Regions from separate parts of the Homo sapiens genome. Here region 1 is linked to region 2. A link is an interaction called in ENCODE POLR2A ChIA-PET data of the cell type or tissue named here. Cell type or tissue: OCI-LY7. All regions are shown on one strand.

The links. Peaks named below come from ENCODE experiments on the same cell type or tissue, not always from the same donor. Only the 100,000 strongest peaks of a DNase experiment are listed, where the experiment ranks them.
Region 1: POLR2A ChIA-PET joins it to region 2 with 17 read pairs; 2 of 35 experiments call an interaction of 5 or more read pairs at or near these places.

The regions. Positions count from the first base shown.
Region 1 is chr1:89,951,995-89,954,494 of GRCh38, forward strand. No RefSeq gene overlaps it. Among named protein-coding and RNA genes, the nearest start is that of ZNF326, 42 kb to the right of the region's middle. In OCI-LY7, CTCF peaks have their summits at 1,417 and 1,625; a DNase peak (open chromatin) is centred at 1,387.
Region 2 is chr1:88,890,668-88,893,167 of GRCh38, forward strand. It overlaps GTF2B (general transcription factor IIB), which reads right to left and starts at 900. Exons shown (of 7, transcript NM_001514.6): 1 at 816-900. The coding sequence starts at 832. RefSeq lists an enhancer at 1,076-1,185. In OCI-LY7, no CTCF peak of the experiment used is centred here; DNase peaks (open chromatin) are centred at 294, 964 and 2,004; H3K4me3 peaks cover 2,079 bases; H3K27ac peaks cover 1,446 bases.

The DNA.
Region 1 (2,500 bases), 1.1 Mb after region 2:
AGATTGTTCCCTTTTTGATTCCTATGACTAATTCTGTCATTTGCAGGAGTTTAAGAAAAAGTTACATTTTTTTTCCAGCTATGTCTCTAACACATTTTTCTGGCACTGTTTATAAGCTCAAATTTCCAGTTGAAAGGATGGTTAAGATTGAATTACTCTTCAAATTCCTTTTTCCTTTCACAGTTGTTTTTCCTTGACGAAGTCTCTTTGTCACTATCAAGGTTAAGTGAAGTCACTATTGAAGGAAAGAACAGAAGGAATTTGGAATGCTTTTCCATTAACTTCTGAACCACAGTGACTTATTCCTTGAGAATCTCCAGTAAGGCTTAGGGTCTTTCGGATAAGTCATTTTGGAGAAATGTTTTCTTCTTTTGCTGTTAGGTTGACATGGCAAAAGAAATAATATTATTTGTGTTAACCTTTGTCCTAGTATGTTATTGCTCAAAGCAAGGTTGTAGATACCATGAGAATTATGCCTAAATGATACAAAATTGCATTTTCACCACCCAGTACTGCACATGGCAGATATTTGGTAGGCATTAGTTGAATTACAAATTCCAAGAATCTGCTAGAAATCGTAGATTGGTTCCTTTCATCTTGCAGATAGCGTGATGGAAGAAGAGGAGTTGAAAGCTTTTAGCTCCTAGGCAAAAAGTCACATGTTGTTTAGAAATCTCACTATTTCCTCTGAAATTGAAGGCATCATATTTTTAAGGACATTTTGTAGAGCAAGGCCCTGAATCTGAAACCACCTTTGCAGAGATTATGATAGCGAGACCAGTCTAGCATGGCTGACTCCATCTTGCTTCTAGCCTCACAGCCTGGCTGTCTTTCCTCATTGCTGGGCATAGACCAAGCTAACCATGGGAGGAATTTAGTCATATAGTCATAGTTTACCTTTTTTTTTTTTTTTTTAACTAAATAGGGATGAGGTCTTGCTATGTTGACCAGGCTGGTCTCAAACTGCTGGTCTCAAGCCATACTCCCATCTCGGCCTCCCAAAGTGCTTGAGATTACAGGCATGAGCCACCACTCCCAGCCTATAGTTTAACTTTAAAGCAAGATGATAATAGTCCTTTTCTAAAAGTAATCTCTTTATTAACAGACTGAAACCACCTTTGTAAGACTGAGAGACCACAAGATTAAGATTATGGGAGGGGCCTGAATTCTGCTAAACTACAGGCATATTTTATATAATCCTTACTGCTCAGGAGTCATGTGGTCAGAGTCATGTGGTCACAAGATTTGTGACTTCCCCAGTTGCTCATGTAGATAACATCACTAATGTAGAACCTAAAATTGGTCTTTTGAGATACTTTTCAGATTTTTACATTCTGGCAACTGATTGACCTCACCCAGACCTGAGGCTCAGGCTTCAGCCAGTCCTGTGGCCCCACCCAGAGGCTGACTCAGTGCACGTAATTGTTTTCCACACCCCTGTGATTTCATTCCTAACCTATGAGCAGCACCCCTTCCCTTGCTCCCTACCCACCAAATTATCCATAAAAACCCTGGCCTCTGAGTTGCTGGGGAGACTGATTTGAGTAATAACTTCAGTTCTGCTTGGCTGGCCTTGTGTTAATTAAACTCTTTACTGCAATAATACTGTCTCAGTGAATTGCATTTACCTGTGCAGTGGGTAAGAACCTGTTAGGCAATTACAAATCCATAAACATAGCCTTTATAATTATCTTGCTAATTCTGTATGCAAACTTCTTTAAAATTTTTTAAAAATTATTTATTGTTTTTATTTTACTTTATTTTATTTTTATTTTAGAGAAAGACAGGATCTTGTTCTGTCACCCAAGCTGGAGTACAGTGGCATGATCATAGCTCACTGTAACCTTGAACTCCTGGACTCAAGCGATCCACCTGCCTTAGCCTCCTGAGGAGCTGGGACTACAGGTGTGTGCCACCACACCTAGCTAATTTCTTTCTTTCTGTCTTTTTTGGAAAAAACAGGGTCTCGCTATGTTGCATAGGCTGGTTTTGAACTCCTGGCTTCAAGCAATCCTCTCATCTCAGCCTCCCAAAGTGCTGGGTTTACAGGCATCTGAGCCACCCCACTCCAGTTATATGTAAACTTTCAAGTTTCTATTTAGTTTGCTTGGCAGGATAAGGGAGATCCTCCCCACCCCCACTCCATCTAGGGAGAGCTTTTAGGATAAAAAAAACTCTGTGGTAGGAAGTAAACAAACATTCTCAACTGACAGACTTTTGAACTGAAAAGGGCCAGGAAGACAACAGAAACTCCTTTACCACAATGATATAATAGGGTGAAGTGAAGAACATATTAATATGCTGGGAAAAAAAAAAAAAACCCAGGCATGGGGCTAGAGTACATGCCTGTCATCCCAGCTACTCAGGAGGCTGAGGCAGGAGAATCACTTGAGCCCAGGAGTTGGAGGCCGTTCTGGGCAACATAGTGATATTTCAGCTCCAAAAATTTAAAAAGCCTGAAAAATACTTTGCTCCTGTGTTACTGACCCCCATTGTCTTT
Region 2 (2,500 bases):
CTAATATCTACCTCACAGTGGTAATGAGAGACATAATTAGGGTCTGCAAGCATTTTTCAGGTCACAAGATTAAAGGCTGTTTCTGAGGGTACTGCATGCATTTCCTGTAGATATGAGTACACTGCATTCTTAAATATATACTAAAAAGCGACCTCCCAGCACATATAACTAATTTTCTTTGGCAAGATTTTCTTCAGAAGTACACAGGCAACGATATTTGTAAACAAATCCTTTAGCAGGGAACTAATCAACTCTTCCGATGGCTCTAGCTTCCACTTCCGAGGCCCGCTGTGATGGTAACCAACCAGGTTCCATCTGGCTTACCAATGCTGACGTTCCCAACTTCCTAGCTGTCAGATCGATAGGAACCTGAAACTAACTGTTTCCCGTTCCTTTGAAAAGGAGAAATTACGGACCCTCGGGTTGTTTGGGCCGTAGATGAAAAAAACAAGCGGGGGGGGGGGCGCGGGGGAGGAGAGGAGGGAGGGTGGGAAGAAGAGAAAATAAAGGGAGATTGAAATATTGGGAAAAGATACGAGGGCAAGGACTGGGGACACAGTAGCCCACCAGGACCCACATAGGGTGATATCTACATAAGACTCCAGGGCAATAACGTCAACAGCTCGGTAACCCCTGCGACACCCTGACAGTCCTGCCGTCTGGAAGTGCCTTTGTCCCGGCCCGTCGGCCAGTCCCGCCGCTTCTCTCCCATACCCCTAGGCGCTCAGCCCTACGAGGCTGCCCGGAGGCCGCCTAAAAGCCGGCGGCGCTCGCGCCCGCCCCTCAGCTCGCCGGGCTCGGCGGGACATACTAACCGGCTGGTAGACGCCATCTTCACGGCGACTGCGGTGCCCGCAACAAGACACAACAGACACACCGAAAGCAGGAAGCGAATGTGGCGAAGAGACGCGCAGAGATGAGTTTTTATAGACGACTCACCCACGCAGTCGTAGCAGAGCAGGGCTACGGGTCGGGAGAAGGGCCAAGAACAGTGAGATCCCATACGTCACGTGCTTTGCGATTTCTTACGTTCTTACTCCGTTTCTGTAATTTGCTATGTTGCTAAGCGAGTCAACGTAACTACCTAGGAAAAGTCTCATGGGAACCCTGCAAAGGGGCTACAACAGAGCTACTCTCAATCTGACAGTTAAAACACAAAGAAAACCCTGGCTTCGTAGTGGTGCCAAAGCCTGCATCCCTAATAGTTTAACCACCCCTTCCTCTCCCACCTTCTCACGGCTACCTTCTCACGGCCACCACCTACCCCGCCCCCAGCCCCCCACCCCGCGTCAGGCACTCCCATTTGAGCCAGTTCTTACGTGCCCCAAGGGTGATTCTTTCTAAGAAATTTGAAATAAAAGGAGAAACTCACTTAGGTCATCCAGAACAGGTGTCTGTTCAGGATCTGTCATCAGCTAGCATGTTGTCTTCTTAGGCACGTCCTTTATACAGGTCATGTAAGTTTATATAGGTTATGGTATCTTGCCTTGCATACCCTTTTAGAATTGGCAGAAGATGAAACAAAACTACGTGAAACCAATGTGTACACAAGAGGCACGACGATATGGGCCATGCTCTGATCATTTTTTTTTCACGGCCTTTGTAACGTTGGCTGATAGCTACATATAGAAAACTTGCGAGAACATCTAGATATTGCAAAATATCCCTAGATTTATTAATTAGCCAAACTAACGTCAAAATTGTAATACCACTATTACTAACAACAATAACAGTTACCGGTGGAGAGTATTCACGTTCTTGGCGTTTTGAACAAAGAACTGGACACAACGCACAAACTAAGGAAAGAATGAAGGAATAAAGGCAGAGATTTATTGAAAACGAAAAGGTAATACCAGCTCAAGACTCCTTTTGCAGAATTTTCGGGGGTTTAAATACCCTCTAGAGGTTTCCCATTGGTTACATGGTGTACACCCTATGTAAATGAAGTAGTGGCTCCACAATCAGTCTGATTGGTTGTGGAAAGCAACCAATCAGAGGCTAAAGTGAAGTTACAAAGTTACACTCCTATGCAAGCGTCTGATTGGTTGCAGAAAGCAACGAATCAGAGATACTTTCAATTTCACATCTGCCACACGGCTAAAGTGTGTGTGTGTGTGTGTGTGTGTGTGTGTGTGGTTGTGTAGTGGGGAGGGGGTTGCAAAGGGAGTAACGTCTGGTTCTTTTGTTACTTAGGTGTGGAAAGTTGGGGTTTTCCTTTTTTTTTTTTTTTTTTGAGACGGAGTCTTGCTCTGTCGCCCAGGCTGGAGTGCAGTGGCGCGATCTGGGCTCACTGCAAGCTCCGCCTGCCAGGTTCACGCCATTCTCCTGCCTCAGCCTCCCGAGTAGCTGGGACTACAGGAGCCTGCCACCACGCCCGGCTAATTTTGTTTTTGTATTTTTAGTAGAGACGGGGTTTCACCCTGTTAGCCAGGATGGTCTTGATCTCCTGACCTCGTCATCCGCCCGCCTTGGCCTCCCAAAGTGCTGGGATTACAGGCGT